Linked DNA regions of Homo sapiens: region 2 is linked to region 1. The links are chromatin loops, found by intact Hi-C in ENCODE. Cell type or tissue: CD14-positive monocyte. All regions are shown on one strand. Links, peaks and the distances in the headings refer to the core of each region. The heading gives the core; the rest is flanking DNA. Region 1 has its middle 350 kb from the start of LINC03000. Region 2 has its middle 390 kb from the start of MAT2B.

What was found. Hi-C counts contacts between places; a loop is a spot of excess contacts. Peaks named below come from ENCODE experiments on the same cell type or tissue, not always from the same donor. Only the 100,000 strongest peaks of a DNase experiment are listed, where the experiment ranks them.
Region 2: a loop joins it to region 1, with 2.1 times the contacts of the local background. A loop is called at or near these places in 2 of 110 quality-filtered maps.

The regions. Positions count from the first base shown.
Region 1 is chr5:163,938,999-163,950,583 of GRCh38, forward strand. No RefSeq gene overlaps it. Among named protein-coding and RNA genes, the nearest start is that of LINC03000, 350 kb to the right of the region's middle. In CD14-positive monocyte, for the core only: no CTCF peak of the experiment used is centred there; a DNase peak (open chromatin) is centred at 4,713; H3K4me3 peaks cover 1,021 bases; H3K27ac peaks cover 1,801 bases.
Region 2 is chr5:163,890,151-163,901,735 of GRCh38, forward strand. No RefSeq gene overlaps it. Among named protein-coding and RNA genes, the nearest start is that of MAT2B, 390 kb to the left of the region's middle. RefSeq lists an enhancer at 2,641-3,196. In CD14-positive monocyte, for the core only: no CTCF peak of the experiment used is centred there; DNase peaks (open chromatin) are centred at 3,351 and 4,641; H3K27ac peaks cover 2,591 bases.

The sequences.
Region 1 (11,585 bases), core at 2,643-7,642:
TTTCAAAATACGTTTAACTGTACAACTGAGGCGCTTCTACCTATCCTTAAATTGGAAGTAATTAATCTACTTTGTAGTGATATGCTGAAGGGCAAATATCAAAGAAAAGAATCTAATAGAATCTACAAATGCCTTCCCAATAATGAATATACTCAATTAAAATTATATGCTGATGAATTAGCATCAGTACTTGGCAATACTTTTCTATGGGAAAAAGACGTTTTTAAAGATGAAAGCGGTAAAATCTCATTACATATCAGCATTAACAGATGAACATTTATAGCTGGTTTTGATTATAGGGAATACTAACTTTGAACTTTATTTAAGTGAAATGTTATTCTCCCACCAAAAAGAAAAAAAAAGAATTCAATTCATTAGTAGACATCTATTACTGAAAACATATTCAATCACTATTATTTTTTGACTTTTTTCTTTATCTTTTTTTGAGCCAGAGTCTCACTCTGTCACCCAGGCTAGAGTGTAGTAGTGTGATCTTGGATCACTGCAACCATTGCCTCCCAGGTTCAAGCAGTTCTCCTGCTTCAGCCTCCCAAGTAGCTGGGATTGCAGGTGCCTGCCACCACGCCCAGCTAATTTTTATATTTTTAGTAGAGACGGGGTTTCACCATGTTGGCCAGGCTGGTCTCGAACTCCTGACCTCACGTGATCCTCCCGCCTCAGCCTCCCAAAGTGCCGAGATTACAGGCATGAGCCACCATGCCCAGCCTTTGAGTTTTTTCAGTAAGAATGTGTGAAAAATTGTTTTTTTTCCTTCTGTTGTTACATAACTACCTAAGTAGTGTCCTCAGTTTTGCCTCTTAGTTTACAAAGCCTGAAATATTTATAGACATACCTCATCTTATTGCACTGCATTTTATTACCCTTTACAGATGTTGCATTTTTATAAATTGAAAGTTTGTGGCAACCGTACATCAAGCAATTCTATTAGTATCATTTTTCCAAAATCTCCTGTATCACATTTTGGTGATTCTCACAATATTTCAAACTTTTTCATCGTTATTATATCTATTATGGTGACTTGTGATCAGTGATCTTTGATGCTACTATTGTAATTATTTTGAGGTGCTACAAGCCATGCCCGTATAGGACAGTGAACTTAATAGATGAATGTTGTGTGTATTCTGACTTCTCCACCAATCAGCTATTTTGTTGTTGCTCTTCCTCTCATTGAGGCTTCCTTATTCCATACAGACACATCAATATTGAAATTAGGCACATTAATAACCCTACAATGGCCTCTAAGTTTTCAAGTGAAAGCAAGAGTCGCATGTCTCTCACTTTTAATCCAAAGCTAGAAATAATTCAAGTTAGTGTGGAAAACATGTTAAACGCTGAGATAGCGGTCAACGATAATTTATTGTACATTTTAAAATAGCTAAAATCGTATCATTGGAATGTTTGTAACACAAAGAAATGATAAATTCTTGGGGTGATGGATACCCCATTTACCCTGATGTAGTTATTATAATACATATTGTTTGCCTGTATTAAAATATCTCATGTACCTCATAAATATATACACTTACTGTGTACCCATAAAATTAATTAAAAAAAAAAGTCGAAATAAGCTGAAAGGTAGGCCTCTTGCACCAAATAGCCAAGTTGTGAATGCAAAGAAAACGTGCTTAAAGGACTACTCCAGTGAACACAGGAATGATAAGAAAGCAAAACAGCCTGATTGCTGATGTGGAGAAAGTTTGAGTGGTCTGGATAGAACTTCAAACCAGCCACAACATTCCCTTCAGCCAAAGCTTAATCCAGAGCAAGGCCCTAATTCTCTTCAATTCTATGAAGACTGAGGGAGGTGAGCAAACTGCAGAAGAAAATTGTGAAGCAAGCACAGGTTGGTTCGTAAGATTTAAGGAAAGAAGCCATTTCCATAACATAAAGTGTAAGGTGAAGCAGCAAGTGCTAAACGTAGAAGCTGCAGCAGGTTGTCCAGAAGACCCAGTTAAGATCACTGATTAAGGTGGTTACAATAAACTACAGATTTTCAAATGTAGATGAAACAGCCTTCTATTCAAGGAAGATGCCATCTAGGACTTTCAGAGCTAGAGAGGAGAAGTCAATGCGTGGCTTCAGAGCTTCAGAGGATAAGCTGACTCTCTTGTTAGGGGCTAATGCAGCTGATGGCTTTAAGTTGAAGTCAGTGTTCACTTACCATTTGGAAAGTTCTTGGGTCGATACAAATGATACTAAATCTACTCTGACTGTGCTCTATAAATGGAACAACAAAGCATGGATGACAGCATATCTATTTATAGTGCATGGTTTACTATTTTAAGCCCGCTGTTAAGACCTATTGCTTAGAAAAATGATTTCTTTCACAACATTACTGCTCATTGACAATGCACCTGGTCCCATGAGCTCTGATGGAGATATGTAAGGAGATTAATGTTGTTTCCATGCCTGTTAACACAACATCCATTCTGCAGCCCACGGATCAGGAATAATTTTTATTTTCAAGTTTTATTATCTGAGAAATACATTTCATAAAGCTGTAGGTACCATATATATTCATTCCTCTGATGGATGTGGGCTAAGTAAATTGAAAATCTTCTGGAAAGAATTCACTATTCTAGATGACATTAAGAAGACTTAGGATTCATGGAAGGAAGTAAAATATTAACAGGAGTTTCAAAGAAGTTGATTCCAACTTTCATGGATGGCTTTGAGGGGTTCAAGACTTCAGTGGAGGAAGTCACTGCAGATGTGGTAGAAATAGCAAGAGATCTAAAATTAGAAGTGGAACCCGAGGATGTGACTGATTTCTGAAACCTCATGATAAAACTTTAAAAGATGAGGAGTTGCTTCTTATAGATGAGAAAAGCAAGTGGTTTCTTGAGATGGACTCTACTTCTAGTGAAGATGCTGTGAACATTGTTACAAGGACAGCAAGGAGTTTAGCATATTACATAAACTTAGTTGAAAAAGCAAAAGTGGATTTTGAGAGGATTGACTCTAATTTTGAAAGAATTTTTTCTGTGGGTAAAATGCTATCAAAAAACAGCACGTGCTACAAAGAAATTTTTCATGAAAGTGTCAATCAACCCAGTGAGTTAGCAAAACAATGTACTTCTCTTCTCTGTTTCATTTTCCTGCTTCTCTACCAGTACCTCTGGAATCATCTCCCAAATAAACTACTTGTTCTTGAACCCTTGTGCCAGGGTCTTTGACAATTCACATAGATAGTGATCACATAAAATCCACTTTGAAATATTTTTACAAAATAGTTATCTTCTAAAGAAAATGAGGAAAACAATCCTGTTTACAATAGCATCAAAAAGAATGAAATACTTAGAAATAAACTTAACCAAAAAGCAAAAGGCTAGTACACTGAAACTACCCAACGTTGTTAAAAGAAATTAAAGACAACTCAGATAAATGGAAAGATATTGCTTGTTATGGATTGTAAGCTTAACATTGTTAAAATGTCCATACTGCTCAAAGAAACTTATAGATTTAATGTAATCTTTATCAAAATCTCAATGACATTTTTGCAGAAATAGAAAAAACCATAATAAAATTTATATGGCATCTCAAGGGACTCTGAATCATCAAGCAATATTGAAAGTGAAGAGCAAAGTAGGAAGCATTATAATTTCTGATTTCAAAACATATTACAAATCAACAGTAATCAAAAGAGTGTGGTACTGGCATAAATTCAGACATATAGACCAGTAGAAAACATTAGAAAGTCAAGAAATATCCACACATATCTGCTGAAATGGTCTTTGATATGGATGCCAAGAGTACACAGTACAGAAAGGGAACTCTCTTTACCAAACGATAATGGAAGAACTGCATTTCCACATACAATATAATGAAGTTTACCTTTCATTAGTGATGTTGGGAATTTTTTTATATGCTTATTAGCCATTTGTGTATCTTCTTTGAAGAAATATCTATTCAAGTCCTTTGCCTATTTTTTAATGGAATGTACAGTTTTTGTATCATTGTTATTGTTTTGAGACATCTTGCTCTGTCACCCAGGCTGGAGGGCAGTGGCACAGTCACAGCTTACTGAAGCTTCTTCAGGCTCAAGGGATGCTCCCACCACAGCCTCCCAAGAAGCTGGGACTACAGGCTTGTGCCACCATGCCTGCCTAGATTTTTATGTTTTTTTTTTTTTTTTTTTTTTTTTTAAAGAACAGGACCTGCCTGTGTTGCCCAGGCTGGCCTTGAACTCTTGGGTTCAAGCGATCCACTTACCTAAGCCTCTTAAAGTGCTGGGATTATGGATGTGAGCCACAGTGCCCGGTTGGAATGAACATTTTTTAATTGACTGGACGCTAATCATTAGAGAAATGCAAATCAAAATTACAATGGGATGTCACTTTACATTCCTTAGGATAGCTACTATTTAAAAAAAGAAAATAGCAAATGTTAGCAAGGATGAGGGGAAATTAAAGCCCCTGTCCACTGCTGGTGGGAATGTAAAATTGTATAGCTGCTATGAAAACAGTACTGAGGTTCCTTAAAATATTTAAATAGAATCTGATCTAGTAATCCCACTTCTGGGTATGTATACAAAATAACTGAAAACAGGCTCTCAGAGAGCTACTTGCACACCATGTCCATTGCAGCATTATTCAAATTAGCCAAGAAGTGGAAGCTTAGCCAAGAAGTGGAAGCAACCCAAGTGTTCCCTAGGAGATGAATGTTTAAATAAATGTAATATGCACATACAATGGAATATTACTCAGACTTAAAAAGGAAGGAAATCTTGTCATGCTACAACATAAATGAATGTTGAGGGCACTATACTAAGCAAAATAAGGCAGTCACTAAAAGACAAATACTGTATGAGTCCACTTCTATGAGGTGTCTGGAATAGTCCAACTCATAGAAACAGAAAGTAGACTGGTGATCGCCAGAGAGAAGAGGAAACTGGGAGTTGCTCAGTAGGTATAGAGTTTCAGGTTTACAAAATGAAAAAGTTCCAGATATCTGTTATGCAACAATATGGACATACCACAAATTAAATATATGTTTTTAAATGATTACGATAATAAATTTTATGTTATGTGTTTTTATCACAACTAAAATGAACAATTAAAGGAAAAAAAACTTAGGCTGCGCACAGTGGCTCATGCCTATAATCCCAGCACCTTTGGAGGCCTAGTTGGAAGGATCACATGAACCCAGGAGTTCAAGACCAGCCTGGGAAACATAGTCCGACTCCATCTCTACAAAAATTTAAAAAATCAGCTGGATATGGTGGTGCACACCTCTAGTTCCAGCTACTTAGGAGGCTGAAGTGGGAGGATTTATTGAGTCCAGGAGATCAAGGCTGCAGTGAGATGTTATTGTGCCACTCTACTCCAGTCTACATGACACAGCTAGACCCTGTCTGAAAAAAAAATAAACTTAAAAAAATATGGGAGGTATTATAGGATTATATAATATCCTTGCCCAAAAGCCACTTTTAGCATACCTTCAATTAAAAAGTAAAAGCAATATATACTTATAAAGTTAGAAATGTTAATTTATATAAGAAGATTAAAAAAACATAAATCCACACCCCATTCCTTTACCTTACTTACTGAACTACTATTCATTTATGATTCCTTTTCCAGCAGAGGGACTATATAGGGAACAGGGAATAGGGAACAGGGAATTGATCACTCAGTTTTTGATAAAAAGATGGCTACTAAATAAGGTGAAATGTTTCTTTAAAGCTTGTACCAAACAATAATTTGATTTCTGAGTGTCTACCAATAACCACCTGTAATTTATACAGTAATATTTAAATGATGGGATAGTTCCAGTCACTGAATATGCATGTGTTAACTCAGTTAATTTACCAGTAAAGATACAAATGAAGTGTTTTTAAATTGAGAATGGCTAGTTGCCATTCTCAATTTAAATGGAAACTATCACCATAGCTCTCAGGAGAATATTTTCATCCCCAGGGTAATCAATAGTTTCACAAATCTGTTCACATTCATGTACTTGAGTTTTTCAATCAGTATTTTCAGTGGTTTATGAGCCATATTTATGAAAGCTTCCCAGCACTGACAATATTAAGGAAAAGGTCTCTGACATTTTAAAGATTTTCTTTCTTTATATTTAAAACTTTGATTTTACTCATATTTATTTTATGGAAGGAATGAAGTTGAGAACTAAAGTACTTATCTATAGATAGATTCTGCAGCTTTTAGGAACGAGCACAGATTAATGACTAGAGACAGCACATACACAAAATCCCCACACAATATTTTCCAAAAAGAGCTGGCCACCAAGACAGAAAGTAACATAGTGCTTCTCACAGTAGCTTCCCTTAGTCTTTACATCTTGAATGATGTCAAACATCTGGGAGTGATTTATTTTTCTTAACAGTAGGATCAGCTAGATCAGGAATACTTAGTTATTATCAATCCACAGCCCTTTTTTACTTTCTGCTTTTATGATCTCTCCAGAAGAAGAAACACACACACATACACACTTCCAGGCATTTTTATTTGTGAAAATATACAGAAACATCCTGTTCCACTGTGTAAGCTGTATATCCACAGGGCCATATTGTCACCTAGGGGAGAAAAGTGAGGTCAGCACCCGGCTGTTTCTGAGCAAAGATCTCAGCCTCCATTTTCCATCATTCTAGAAATCATTTCTTCTCAGCTACCAGTTAGCCTCAACAGAAATCATTAACTGAAAAAATCTCCACTAACTATTTGAAACACCTCATGACAAAACTTTAAATTAATCTCTGGACTCGATTTCATTTATCTTTCTGTCTACCCCTGTACTGTTGTCAAAATGCTTGAAGTATAGCTTTATACTTTATACTTATACTTTATGTGGATTTATGCTTTCTATTACATTTTCTCTAGCAAGGGCTAGTTTTCTCTCCTAACCCTTATTTTTCAAGTATCTTCTTCATATGGCTGCATAAATATTTTTTTCTATATGGATTGATCTGGGTGTCCTGAGCCAAGGCTTCCTTGTTAGAATTAGAGATTAAGGATATCAAAGTAACAAAATGATACAGTACTTGATTTCCGCAGTTCACGATCTAAATAATAAAGCAGTCAGGATTACAGCTCTGGTATACCGTTGCTGAAATGGAAAGATAAATCTGGTATATTGCTTTAATATGTGTATATAAAAATCTCATATTTAAAAATATTATTGAAAAGCAAATAGGAATTTGGGTGGAAATTTAGGAAGTAGAAAGTCAAAATCAGTAAACCCTTCACAGACTAAGTAATCACAGGTATTAACACTAAAAAGCAAATACGTTGCACTGTAGAACTCCCACTGCTCTTAAAGAGAAGGCCTCACCTGAGCCCCACGGCCAGATGGATTTGGTTTGGCAGGTTGGGGCAGGACTTGGGAGCACTGAATTACTCTCTCTCCAATTATGGCTGAAATTATATTGGTCGGGGAGACCTGAATAAATGGACCAACAAGATAAGGCACAGCCTGGGATGAGAGGGAGAAATTTTGGGGATAGGGAGAGTTTTGTAGACAAAATTACTAATTTTAGGTTATTAAATTTTTATCATTATTAAATTATTTACCATGGGGCATGCTAGCATCTCTCTCCCACTTTGTCATCCTTAGAGTATCCTTAATAGAGACCCCATGACTCACTCATGTTTTTTGTGTGTGTGTCTGTGAAAGTGGATTCATTTAAGCAAACTCAAAGAGGGGAGCTGAACTATATGTTTAACTTGATACAAGACAAGGCTAGATAATATGGGCAACCTGGAGTTGAGACAGTGGAAATTCTGAAAGTGTAGAGCCCTGGAAAAGAGCCAAAAAAAAAAAAAAAAAAAAAAAAGACCAAAAACAAACAAACAAACAAAAAAACGGAAAACTTCAAACATTCAGGGCGTAGAAGTAGAGATTTCAAATAAAGCTGGACCCGGTTCTTGTCTGGATATGTGGAACGGTTACGAAATTACAGATACATTGTAAATTCAGGGTTGGAAAAGAGCAAGGCCAGGGTAGGGTGAAGGGATTTTGTAGCCCAGGCCTTGCTGTGAGCCTGGATGGTAAAGGATGGGCAATAGGTTCACTTTCCCCTCCTTGCTCCTCCACTATCCTGAGGGTTCTTCACAACTGTCCCCTGGATTAGTGATGCTACTGGGATCTCTGGACCAGACCTTCTAGGCTCAGTGTCCAGGGCCCAGTGCTGCTTGAGGCTGGAGTGTGCCGTGGAAGACAGGGATGGATCTCCACCTCCTGCGGCTTGAGCTCACCCTCCATAGGCCATTTTATTTGTTTTATTCTTACTGTGTGCTGCGTAGCTCTTCCTTCTTTTTCTGTACTTCCTCCAGATGAATCCATTTGGGAAAGAGACAGAAATCAGTTAAGAGATGCCAGATCCAACCACTCCAGCACACAGAGGGACTCTTGTGTTCTCTGTTCCTCTTCCCACTTTCCTGAATCACTTCTCTTTTCACAGACCTTTGAGATGAGCTCTCTCAGGAAAAATTAGAACATTTTCCTTTAAGAAAACAGGATGAGCAGCAGAAGGCTTCAGTCCAAGCTCATAGACTAATCTGGGGTTGGTAGAGGGCTCCAGGGTAAAATTTCAAACACGGTGACTTTGTGTTCTTGGAACGGATTAAGAGAGTGTAGGATTTGTCTGGGGGCACAGAGTCACACAGTAATTATTCATCATCCCGTCATATGTCGGGTGTCTCTGGGCCCAGCCCCTGTTTCAGGGCTGATCTGAAGAGCAAAGTCAAGTTTCTGAAAGCCTCTGATGAGATGCTAAAATCTGAGCTCTGTCTTCAGGGAACAGAGTCCTACCTGGTGAAGCACGCACACGCCTGTGGGCTAGACATTCCGCAACTGTCCTCGGCAGAGGAACACTGACCAGAATCTCAATAGAAGATCATGCACAAGAAGCACTTGTTTGAGTTTTCCAAAAAGGGACAATAAATAAATGATTTTGACTTTCTTGAAAAGAGTAACAGGAAACACAGAGTTGCATGAGTTTCGGGTAGAAAGTTGCATTAGTCAAGAATAACGATGGGCTGAGGTTTGTCTAAGGAGAAGAGCATGAGAACTGGGTTTCAGTCTCTGAGTCCTTCAGGGTCCAGGGCAGACAAGGGAAAGATGTCCTCACCTGACCCCATGCCCTCGCCCAGAATCACTCATCACCCTCAGATCCACAGAATCACCCTCCACCAGCAGACCCTCCACTGCCCCCACGGAACCAACCACCTTCCTGCTGACTCAGCCTGGTCCCTTCCCTTTCTATGGAACTGTCCCAGGGAGCTCATCTCCAGAGTTCCTGTGGGTGCCCTCTTCTGCCCCCATATTCGCAGGCCGGGAAGACTCATGTCTGCCCTTCACAGCCTTCTCCTGGAGGCAGGGATCGGGCAGGGGTTTGTCTCTCCTCCTTCTCACACTGTGTTCTCCGTGTAGAGTGTGTTTCTTTTTATCACTTGCTGGCCTCTCTCTGAGATTAAGCTGCAGCCTGTCATGTGGTGGTTAGACGTGTGTTTATCCTTCATCCTGTTGATCAGGAGCACCTGGATTTGAGCGATAAGGAGGCTGCATACCCAGATGTGGTTGGAGAAGAGAAAGGATTATGTCCAGAACAACCGAGCAGGGCTATGAGGTGCATTCTGTGAACAACTTACCATTACTCGGCATTGGGCAGGACACCCCAGCCCCCATACCTTCCAGGACAGTGAGGACAAATCAGAGCAGTGTAACAGTTCATGGAGAGTCCACTGCTCCCAAGCCATATCAAGACCCCCCTGAGAGCCACTGTTCATGGAAGTTCCCAATTGTAGGTGGAGAATTGAGCATTCTGGGGGCACCAGGCACTGAGGAATGACACACACCACCGCACCTTTTGGCAGAGCAAGATTTAAAAAACTCAAGTCTGAAAGACCATCTTGGTAGAGGGCCAAAGCTCCAGTTGGAGGAAGAGCTCCGATGGGCTCCTGACTCAGAAAATTTGTCTTCCAAGGGCCACTGCATGTGCCCAGAGTGTGTGAAGAGGAGATACAGCCCCTTCTCAGGGTCACTATGTCTACTTTGAGGCTGGAGCGAGTGACTCGGGAAGGAAGCAGCAAAGGGCCCTGAAGGCTCAGGTCCCATGGATCAGAACCAGGGCACTGCCTTTAACCCAATTTTAGAAAAAACAAAGGGCCCTGAGTGGCGCCACTCGGGAGAGCACCAAGAAGAAGTAGAGTTAGTGACTTTTCTTGCCAAAGAGATGTTGACCCACCCTGCCCAGGCAGGGGATCAACGGAGACCCTGATGTCCCAGTTCTTGCCCAGCAGGGACAGGCTCCTATAAAAGGTGAATGCCAAGTGAGGATGAGCCACTTGTTAAAGTGTATTGTTCCAAGGAGAAAAGGGAAAAGTCTGCGAGTATCCCTGAAACCCACAAGGCCAGTGTGAGGCTCCCAGCAACTGTGTCCAACGTGTCCTCCTTCCATCCCTCCCAGTGAGCCCATGTCTTTCATCAGGACCTATCAGCAGGTGCCATGGGATCAGGTCCCACAGGCTGCCATAGCCACTGCTCTCTGCTCTGTATTGTGGAGTTCATCTCCTGAGGGAGTCCTAAGGTCCACCTTTATGCATTTCCATGTCACATATTCTTTGAAGAGGATGATCTCACTTTTTCCTACTCCAAATATTTTTTTCTTTAAGTAAATATATGTGTGTGTAGATACATGGGGATGTGATATCCTCTCCTGCAGCTCTTGGGGTCAAGATTCAGGGTATCTCAGTAGCTTGTGCTTATATAATGGGGTAGCGTCAGTGCAGCTCTTAGTATGTGCCTGTTTTGGCCTTTAAGAGTTCTTGTTCATGGAGGGAAGTTGACAGTGGTACTCCATATACACTACCATCAACCTTATTTCATTTTTATCGATTCATGTATTCTATATTTAAAATACACTTTTTCTTGATTTTATCATTGAAAAAAATAATTTAAAAATTACCGTAAAATCTCCAAGGACCCATGAAACTAAGAAAAATCATTTAAGTCCCAAGCTCTGGTCCTGGCTCAAGCAGTCTTTCTCCTTCCTCCCTCATCCTGCTGAATTCCATACAGCTGTAGGGTCCATGAAGCTACGTGGGCCTAAGAGGGCAGAAATCCCCCATGTAGAATAAAAGACAAGAAACTTCACACATCACTAATTTGAGATTTGAAGCCTGTGGTAGCTAGGCTCTGAGTTTAGAAGGGTGGGGAGAAATCTATATCCCTCAGTCTCTTGGTCAGAGCTATTACCTTCACCCAGACTTTTCCCTTCCTGATGAAGGCTGGGGAGATGGACACTGCCCTCACGTCTTCATTTAGTCCTAATGAAATGGACAGCAGCTCACCCCTTCCCCTTCTCTCCTTATGCATGCTTGAGAATTGAAGGTAACACAGCACTTCCAGGTCTGTATGGGTGCATGTGCATGTGCGTGTGCATGTGTGTGTGCATGTGCGTGTGTGTGTGCATGTGTGTGTGTGTGCATGTGCATGTGAGTGTGTGTGTGTGTGTTCCTTTCTGTACCTCAAATGAAAATGTTCATCATTTATATAACCCTCCTCCCTATCTCAAGCCCTCCTCCCTATCTCATCATTTATATAACCCT
Region 2 (11,585 bases), core at 2,116-7,115, 49 kb before region 1:
TGTGCTTGAACTTAATCTGACTTTACTGGCATCCTTGTTGCTAGACATCAAAAGGGCTGGGAATAATGTCCTAGTCTTTGGTTATACAAATATCTGCATTTCTTTATTTCCCTAAAGCAAACTTCACAACAGATAACGGACCTCCTCTCTAGCACTTCAACAATTCTTCCGACAGATAAATTTGACAGCTTCTGTTTTATGAAATGCATTTGGAAGAGCAAACCTAATTTGCAAGGGGGAGCATATAACTGAAACATAGTTTAAGATTGATGAAAACATATTTGTGGGTAGGTAGGGGTGAGGAGAACCACCTCAGAGCATATTCACAGAAGGAAATAACTTATTTGATACATATGGAAAGCAGTATTTTAATGTCCTCCCACCTCTTTCCTTACTGAATACCTCTCACAGTGTCAGACACTGGGCTAGACACTGGGGATGAATAGATAAATACAATGCTAAGTTTGCCCTCAAGTCACTGATGGATTGGATGGTTATTTGATGTTTCTTTTTTCTTTTTTCTTTTTTTTTTTTTTTCTGAAAATATGTGAAGGGCATCAGCAGAATAAGAACAAGAGTGCAATTGAAAAAGAAGAAAAAACTGTAAATTGATGTTTTTTTGTTTGTTGGCACGTTTGTTTTCATAGGTAGCTGGGAATAAAACATGAAAATCACAGAACTACTGGTAGGGTTACCAACTGCCATGGTTTCCCCAGGACAAAGGAGTTTCATGGACCATGTGATTTTTAGTCTTAAAACTATAAAATTTTTATGCAAACCTTTGCATTTTGCAAAGAAAGATCCATTTTTAACTATTTAAGTCTTTTTTGTTTGAGACAGAGTCTGGCTCAGTCATCCCAGGCTGGAGTACTGTGGCAGGATCTCCACTCACGGCAACTTCCACCTCCTGGGTTCAAATGATTCTCCTGTCACAGCCTCCCACATAGCTGGGATTTCAGGCATGCACCACCAAGTCTGGCTAATTTTTGTACTTTTAGTAGAGATGGAATTTCTCCATGTTGGCTAGACTGGTCTCAAACTCCTGACCTCAGGTGATCTGCCCAACTTGGCCTCCCAAAGTGCTGGGATTACAGGTGTGAGCCACTTCACCGGGATCTATTTAAGTCTTTAAATTTCTTATTTTTAAGGAGACTATTTCATAAGAAGTTGATGTATACTCACTTCCTTTGCCGGAATGTACAAAGGGAGTATCTTACGGAGTGTTACATTTCTTTTCAATAATATAGCTAAATATAAGGCTAATGATTTGCAGTGAGTCCGTATGGGTAATCCTGCATGGTAAAGTTATTGCAGTAGAGTAAAAAAGACGAGATAGAAAAGAACGTACTAAGGGTTACCCTCTCTTCTGGAGTTTTTCAAATTGGTCCTTACTGTAATCCTTTATAAATATAGATTCCTGAGGTTACTTCCAAATTAATAGATTCAATTCTTTGGAAGTAAAGTCTAAATACCTTTAGTTTTCATAAGCAATACACATTAACATGAAGAGATGGCTGCCTTATCCTTCTTGTTTTTTTTGGTTTAAATAAATCATGCAATTCAATTCGAAATCTATAGTTTTCATCCTCTCTGTACTCTTAGGGCACTTTTAAATAACACTAGCTTCTGTGGGGAGGCATGCTTGAAGGGATTGAAAGATGCAGAACATTAAATTGTAACTGTGGATGATATATTCACCACTTCCTTTTGTCTTACCCTTAATTTAAACATCCTTAGGAATGTTTAAATCCTCTTTTCTTTGTTGTTATTTGTTGTTTTACTTTAGAGGAGAACTGTTTCTTGCCGCATGGCTCTTTCATGCCTAATAATGAAACAAAGCCCTCCTGTATTTCTGTAAACATGAGCTCTTTTTGTTGTTATTGTTTATTTATTTGTCTCTGACTTAAAGTTACACTTTATTATTTATTCTTTGAAAAAATGTACTTTGGTTTCTAATGTCATAGGAACGTTCAAAATTATCTGACAATATGACTATTCGGTTGTAAGAAATGTAAAATTTACACCTGTATCAAGATTTGATGAAGCAAAGATGAAATTTACACATCAATTAAACTTGGCACAGCAATTGAAAATCACTGCGTTAGCTGTCAGTAGGAAAGCACTAGTAAATGCTTGCCACTATAAATGAATAAAACACTTATAATTTTTTTTTGGCCATAATCCTTAGGTGTGCAAGAAAACGTAATATATCTTTCCATAATTGAACACAGCTTCTATCTTAAGTACCTGCTGGAAGAAAACTTAATCTTACGTTTTTGGAGCACACCTATGTTTTAATAGTCTCAAAGTATCATTTTCACTGAAATGATTGTGTTACAGATATGATAGAGATTTTGATCTATTTTATTCTATTCTGCGTATTTACATTTCAGGTGTTTTTATATCTCCCTTATACTTCTAATGAAGCAATAATTTAAGACCCTAATGCTGATGACTAATCAATTTATCTATGGTTTATGAATTTCTAATTCTAATATATTATCTGTGATATCTGTGATAATATATTATATATGAAATAATAGATTATTATGATGATGAATTTTCTATGGCTAATAGATTAACTTTAGATTAGGTTAATGGTTCTCGTAGTGTGGTTCCCAGAACAGCAATATTAGCATCACATAAAACATTGTTAAAAGTAAAATTTCTCATCCCTCATACCAAACCGCCTTTAAACCAAAAAAAAAAAAAAAAAATTCTAACCCCCTCAACCGTCTCAATGGACCCCTCCTTCTGACCAAGGGCTTTCCAACATTAGCCTGAAAAACTAGTTCAGGCCATGTTGGGAAGCGGGAGTCAGACATGCCTAAATATACCCTTTTCCCTTTTGAAATTCATGATAGGGCAGACTCTTTAAGTCTGATAAGAAACATTTACAATCTATTCTCTCTGAAGCCTGCTACCTGAAGGCTTCATCTGCATGAGAAAACATTGGTCTCCACGGCCCCTTATTGTAACCCAAAATTTCTTCTATTGATAACTCTTTCAACCAATTGCCAATCAGAAAATCTTTGAATCTGTCTATGACCTGGAAGGCCCCTTCCCTTTCCAGTTGTCCTGCCTTTTCAGACTTAACCAATGTACATCTTGCATATACTGATTGATATCTTATGTTTCTGTAAAATGTATAAAAACAGGTTGTGGCCTGACCGCCTTAGGCATCTGTTCTCCAGGTCTCTTGAGGGCTGTGTCACAGACCATTGGTCACTCATATTTGGCTCAAAAAAATCTCTTCAAATATTTTACCAAGTTTGACTCTTTTTGTCAACACTACTGAATCAGAAACTTGGGTGGAGCTGAAATTTGAGCGCTTCTGGCTTAAGCATCTTGTGCAATGGTAACATGATGGACTCAGCAATTCATCATAAGTGTTTTCTCTCTAGAGAAATCCAGTATGACATAGAGAAAAGATGACCAAGAAGAACATGTTGCCACCCATGTAGAAACAATACAATAATTCTCCTCTTGTCCTGAATGCTGTGAATATTTTCTAAAATTTATAATGTAGTAGGCACAGTGAGCTCATCTAAGATATAATATGCCCAGTATAACTTAACTTTGAATGACAGATATAAGAAAGTTTTAATTTCTATTAAAAGCATTGCAACTTGTAAATGTTTTTTCCCAGTGAGATATTTTGGGGTTCAAATGAGCTTATGGGAAAAGAGAAGATAAATTGTTGTTTTAACTATGCTAGCCAAGTTTTTCTTTAGAGAGTGATAAGGTGTGATACCATCAGCATCCAGTGAACAAACCCAGATAAATGATTTACCATTTCCAAAAAAGGTAAGAGTATAGGGACTACTGGCTTATGGGAGACTGACCTTGAATTCTATCTCTTATTTTCAAAGGGATTTCTGTTTTCCATTCCACAACTGTGAGCTGCACCTCAGTGAACTCTTTAAAAAGGATATCAATAACGATGCTTTGCTTTGCATGTGTAAGCCACACAGAAGCAACTATTCTGTTATCTGTCACCTTCCGTCTCTTCTAACTATGCTTGGCATCAGCAACAAAACTAAAGCAGATCAAATTGCTTGTTTGATACAAATCAAACAAGCAATTAAATGGAAAAGTTTTCTTTTTTTCCTTCTCCTTCTAACAGGATAAGATATTTTAGGCATAGTGAAAATAATATCTTGGGTGTTGAGGTAAAGCAAAATGCTTCCTGGAAATCCTCTGCTCCAATTCTGTAACTGACACTCAGAAAGTCAGAGATTTGGGAAATTTTTTGAAAGCATACAGTATCTCCTGCATATCAGCAGGAGATATATTCCAAGACACCCAGTGAATTCCTGAAACTATGGATAGTACCAAACCCTGTATATAGTGTGTTTTTTTTCCTATACAAACATACCTATGATAAAGTTTATACGTTTGGCACAATAGGAGATTAACAGCAATAACTCATAATGAAATAAAACAACTATAACAACATGCCAGCATTACTACTTTTCCACTTGGGGGCTATTACTGAGGAAAATAAGGGTTACTTTAACATAAGCACTGTGATACTGTTACAGTCAACCTGATGAACAAGAGGACTACTAAGTGACTAATGGAGTCAGAGAGAATCTACAGCATAGATTTGCTGGACAAAGGGATGATTCACATCCTGGGGAGGTTGAAGTGGGATGGTGTAAGGTTTTAACATGCTATGCAGAATGACATAGAATTTATAACTTATGCATTGTTTATTTCTGACATTTTTCATTTTTGGACTGCAGTTGACTGGGTAACTGACACCATGGAAAGCAAAACCACAGATAATGAGGAACTACTATAGTTAAGTAAAATGATGAATTTTTGTTTCTGAGCTGGAAGTAGAGGGTTACATGGTGAATTACTGCATATATACATAAAATACATTAAAATATCACAAATCTAAAGATATACAAGATTTGATATGCTAGTTTATTACACTGTTAGACAATAGTGTAACAATATGAGTAATGATGGTATTCACATAAAATAATACAAATACACACACACATAAATATTTTTTTCACACAATTTCAGGTAGATAAAGAATTCTCCCCAAAGTTTAGATTTAGTATTTGCTGTAAGCAAACCTGTAAAGTTGAAATGATTACCCTATTTATGGGTAATAGATAACACCATACTGTTGTTCTTGTTATTTAAAGAAGACTTCTCCCAAGAGTTAAAGCCACCTCTTCCTTTCTTTCTTTGTCTTTGGTCAACCTAATGTTTTATTAATGAGAGTTATTCGAGATAATCATTCTGAGATCTTAGTGGAGATTACAGTGTACTGTGGACTCAAACATTAAGTCACATTGGAAATTGTACCTAACATTTATTAGAAACTCGCAAATGTGTAAAATGCACATAGTATATTGGCTTACAGAGAATGTGTCTTTGTTCAACTGCTATAAAAGAATACCATAGACTGGGGCCTTGTGAACCATGGAAATGTGTTATAGCTCTGAGGGCTGTAAAGTCCAAGATCCGGTGCCAGCAGATTAAGTATCTGTTGAGGGCCTGCTTCCTCATAGGCAGCCATCATCTTATTCTAAACTCATATGGTAGAAGTCAGACAAGTGGTTTCTCTTGGGCCTCTTTGATAAATACACTAATCCCATTTATGAGGGCTGTGCCCCATGAGCCAATCACTTCCCGAGGGCCCTACCTCCTAACACCTTGGTGGTGAAGATTTCAACATATACATTTGGCAAGGAAAGGACATAAACATTCAGATTATAGCAAGATGCGTGGCAATTTTTACTTTTTTTTCCTTGGGTTAGAATGAGAAGAGAAACAATACTTGCAGACATCTCTGTATATCTCCCTCTTTTCCTCATCTGGCCCCAGGGACTGAGAACTAAAATACTTTCGCTGAGCTCTATATATCCTGTTAATTCAAAATTACACTTCTGTGAGAGTCAGGCCTCCAGAGCCTTTAAGATTCATGTGTAGGAAGTGAATATCGAATATTTATTTGACACTAATGAGCCCTATGCAAAACTTCGTTTGTCAGATGTGTTTTTTCTTGTTTCATTCTATTATACTCCATCATTCTTGTAATGTATAACTATGCAAGTGACATCAAATATGAGAACACTTTTGATTTATATTATTTTTCCCTACCTGTTCCATCAGAATTATTGACTTTTACAATATGTCTGTATGTCTTGCCTGTGAATACCACCTATTATACAATAGTTATTTCTTATGAACTACATGTCCTGTCAAATTTACTTCTGATTTCACCTATCTTGTAATCTATTTAATACAGGCAATTGTGCACATATAGACTGACTTCATATTTATTAACTTGTATTCAAAATAATAGTAATACAAGTGAAATTCATGGCAATTAATCATTTATACAATATTATTATTATAATGTCCAGTACATATACTAGGGGAAAATGAAGAAAAGTGTGTGTGTGCGTGTGTGTGTGTGTGTGTGTGTTTAAAAACAATGGTACCAATAAATCACAAGCCACATTTAACACTTACTTTTAAAATATCAGTCATTACAAAGGTACCAATAAATCACAAGCCACGTTAAACATTTTCTTTTAAAATACCAGTCATTACAAAGGGTACATGGGAGGGGCATTTTCATGAAGACAGAGTCTTTTCTCTTCCTTTCTCTTTCTTTTTTGTTTCTACAATTCACTTTTCGCCTGTAGTTATAATCTTCAGCTCATGGTATCAAAGTCTCCTCTACAGTAACTAAATTAATTGTGATACCATGAGTACAACATTTTGACTAAAGGTGAAAAATCATCCAAAGTAAATGAAGTACAGAATAAGTACTAAAATTCTGATACTCTAATTATGTAAATATGATCTGATGAAAAAGAAAACAATTACAAACTAATTAAATGTACATTTGAGTTGTTCATCAAAGACCAGATGATGTAGATAACCACAAATTAGCTCCAGTTTTCCAGAGTACACAGCATGTTGATTTGGCTGCCTGATGTCTATTCAACCACCTTCTACTAACTGTCTCAATTCTCCTCTGAGCCACCCACCATCACCAGCTCTCTTCTGAGGGTTTCCAGGAGAGTCAACTTCATTCTTTATTCACTAGTGAATCATATGACCCGAGCCTTAGTTATGCACAGTGATTAAATCAGAGGTGAGTCCCTGACCTAATTAGAATCATTTAGAACTAGTGATACAACGAAAACTTTCTGAAAATTCTGGAAAGCATCTCTCATTCTTTCCTGTGGACTTATAGTTTAGAAGAGAAGATCTGGATTGGATTCACTTATCATAGAAACACAAAAGAAGAGCTGTCTAAGAACAAAGCTAGCACACAGAAGAGAGCAGAGCCAGGGTCAGAAGAGTGTCATTGTAACATCAATCTCTATCTGAAGTGAGCTCTACTGCTCTGATCCTTCGATTCAGAAGAGCTAATAAATTCCTTTCTGGCATAAAATCATTTGATTTGGGCTTTCTGTAATCTGTAGCCGAGATCGAATAGGCTCTGCCCAGATGAAGAGGACATACAAAGGGTTGGCAACTCTTAAAGTTTCTCTCCATGGGTAAGAGACTAGATTATCATCAGAGATAGGTCATAAATTTACAGCATACCAGCAAATCCTGGACCTGCAACAACACAAACATTACTGGTAGAAGAAATGAGAAAATGCTGTCATATGCAAAGGCATATCCATGATAAAGAAAGTAGCAGAACAAGCACTGCCATTATTGTCCATGTTGCCATAGGCACAAACCTAGCTAAAAGGTTTACTAATCTGTGTATGCATACATAATATAATCCAAATGTTTGCCTTAATTTTCTGTTACAGGCATATCTCATTTTACTGCACTTCAGTCTAATGAACTTTGCAGACATTGCATTTTTAAAAAACTGAGGGATTGTGACAACACTGCAGTGAGCAAGTTGTTCAGCACCATTATTCCAACAGGATGTGCTCATTTTGGTGTCTCAGTGTCACATTTTGATGATTATTGCAATATTTCAAACTTATTTTATATGTGCTATGATTATCTGTGATCAGTGACCTTTGATGTTACTATTGTGATTGTTTTGGGGTGCAACAAACTGCATTCATATGACAGCGAACTTAATTGATAAATGTTGTGTGTGTTCTGACTGCTCTATAGATCAGCTGTTCATCAGCTCTCTCCCTCTCCTCAGGGCTCTCTATTCTCTGAGACACAGAATATAAAAATTAGGTCAATTAATAACCATACAATGGCTTCTAAGTGTTCAAATAAAAGGAAGAGTTTCACATCTTTCATGTAAATCAAAAGCTAGAAATGATTAAGCTTGGTGAAGAAGGCATGTTGAAAGCTGAGATAGGCTGGAAGCTAGGTCTCTTGCACCAAACAGCCAAACTGTGAAACCAAAGGAAAAGTTATTAAAGGAAGTTAAAAGTTGTACTCTAGTGTACACATGAACAATAAGAAAGCAAAACAGCCTGATAGCTGATAGAGAAAATTTTATGGTCTGGATAAAAGATTAAATCTGCCACAATATTCCCTTAAGTCAAAGCCTAATTCAGAGAAGATAACTCTTCAATTCTATGAAGCCGAGAGAGATGAGGAAGTTCTTCATAACCTAAAAGTGCAAGATGTGGCTACAAGGGCTGTTGGAGAAGCTGCAGCGAGTTATCCAGAAGACCTAGCTAAGATCATTGATGAAGGTGGCTACACTAAACAATAGATTTTCAATGTCATGAAACAACCTTATATTGGAAGAAGATGCCATCTGGAACTTCTGTAGTTAAAGAAGAAAAGTTAATACTTGGCTTCAAAGCTTAAAAGGACAGATTAAGTCTTGTTTGGGGCTAATGGAGCTGGTGACTTTAAGTTGAAGCCAGTACTCATTTACCATGCTGAAAATCCTAGGGCCCTTAGGAATTATGCTAAATCTACTCTGCCTGTGCTCTACAACAAAGCCTGGATGATAGTGCATCTGTTTATAGCATGGTTTGCTGAATAATTTAAACCCACAGTTGACAGCTGCTTTTTCAGAAAAAAAGATTCCTTTCAAAATACTACTGTTCATTGACAATGCACCCAGTTACCTGAGAGCTCTGATGAAGATATACAAAGAGTTTAATGTTGTTTTTATGCTGCTAACACAATCTGTTTTATAGCCCAGGGATAAAAGAGTAATTCTGATTTTCAAGTCCTATTAAAGAAATACATTTAATAGGACTATAGCTGTGATAGTGATTCTTCTGATAGATCTGGGCAAAGTAAATTGAAAACCTTCTGGAAAGAATTTCCCATTCTAAATGCCATTAAGAACATTCATGATTCATGGGAGGAGGTCAAAATATCAACATTAATAGGAGTTTGGAAGAAGCTGATTCCAATCTCCATGGATGGCTTTGAGGGGTTCAAGACTTCAATAGAGGAAGTCACTGCAGCTGTGATGGAAAGAGCACGAGAACTGGAGAATTAGAAGTGGAGCCCAAAGATGTGACTGATTGCTGCAATCTCATGGTAAAACAGATGAGGAATTGCTTCTTATGAATGAGGAAAGCAAGCGATTTTTTTGAGATAGAAAATACTCCTGGTGAAGATGCCGTGAACATTGTTAAAATGACAACAAAGAATTTATATGGTTATACAAACTTAGTTGATAAAACAGCAGCACAGTTTGAGAGGATTGACTACGGTTTTGAAAAAAGTTCTACTGAGAGTAAAATGCTATCAAATAAGAGCACATACTACAGAGAATTTTTTTTCTGTGAAAAAGAGTTGATCAATATCACAAACTTCATTGTTGCCTTAATTCAAGAAATTGCCACAGCCACCACAAAATTCAGCAACCACCACCCTGATCAGTCAGCAGCCATAAACATTGAGGCAAGTCACTCCAATAATAAAAAGATTACATTCACATTACTAAAGGCCTACTTTACTGCAATTCAATTTACCCAGTGCATCATGTTTGACTAGCAAGAAAAAATCACAAGACATACCAAAAGACAAAAGACACAGTTTGAAGAGACTGAATTACAACCAGACTCAGGTATAGCAGGGATGTTGGAGTTTACTGTCTGGAAATTTAAAATAGCTGTGATTTAATATGCTAAGGGCTCTAACATATAAAGTAGAGAGCAGGTAAGAACAGATGGGGAATATAAACAGAAAAGTAAAAACTCTAAGAAAGAATAAGAAATGCTTCACTGTAAGATAAATGAAGAATGCCTTTGTTGAACTTATTATTCACTGTAAGATAAATGAAGAATGCCTTTGTTGAACTTAGACTGGACGTGACTGAAGAAAGAATTGCAGAGCCTGGCCGGGCATGGTGGCTCACGCTTGTAATCCCAGCACTTTGGAAGGCCGAGGTGGGTGGATCTCCTGAGGTCAGGAGTTCAAGACCAGCCTGGCCGACGTGACACCCCATCTCAAATAAAAATACCAAAAATATAGCTTGATGTAGTGGTGGGCGCCTGTAATCCCAGCTACTTCGGGAGGCTGAGGCAAGAGAATTGGTTGAACCCAGGAGGCGGAAGTTGCAGTGAGCTGAGATTGTGCCATTATACTCCAGCCTAGGTGATGAGAACAAAACTCTGCCTTAAAACAAAACAAAACAAAACAGAGTTGCAGAGCCTGAGGATATTTCAATACCAATTTCTAAAACTAACGAAGCAAGCAAGCAAACAAACAAACAGACAAAAATAATAGAATATCCCAAACGCTGTAGGAGAACTACAAAAGGTGTAACAAATGCATAAGGGGAATATCATAAGGAGAAGAAAGAGACAAAGAAACAAGAAATATATACAACAATAATGACTGAAAATTCCCCTAAATTAATATTTGTCATCAATCCAGAAAACTCAGACAACACTGAACAGAATTGTCAAAAAAAGATACTAAGGCCTATAATATTCAAACTGAAAATATCAAAGAGAAAGAAAAACTGTTGAAGGAAGCCGGAGTTTGGTGATCAGGGACACCTTACCTTTAGGGGAGCAAAGATAAGAATTACATCTGATTTCTCCTTAGAAACCGTGCAAGCAAGAAGAGAGTGGAGGGCAATATTTTAAATGTTGAAAGAAAAAACCCACCATCCTGAAATCTGTACCCTGAAAAATTATTTTCAGAAGTGAAAATGAAATAAGGACTTTATCAGATGAATAAAAATTGAGGGAGCTTCTTGCCCATAAATCTGCCTTATGAGAATTATTAATAGAAGTTTATTAGGGAGAAGGAAAGTAATATATGTAGAAACTAGGTTTTACATATAGAATGGAAGAAAATCAAGAAAGGAATAGTGAAGGTAAAATAAACTTATTTTTATTATTCTTAAGTGATGTAAGAGATAATTGTTCATTCAAAATAATGTAACAATGTATTTGATTATACACACACATTCTGCATATTTACATGTGTTGACATGTAAGTGAAATGCATTACAGCAGTGATATGAGATGAAAGGAAATAATTATTTTGTAATTTTAAGGTACTCATACTACCCTTGAAATGGCATAGTGTTATTTGAAATTGAACTTCGATTTGTTGCTAATGAATTTTGTAATACTGCACACCCTAGGCCAACGACAAAAAATGTATTAAACAAAGAAGTATAATATGCT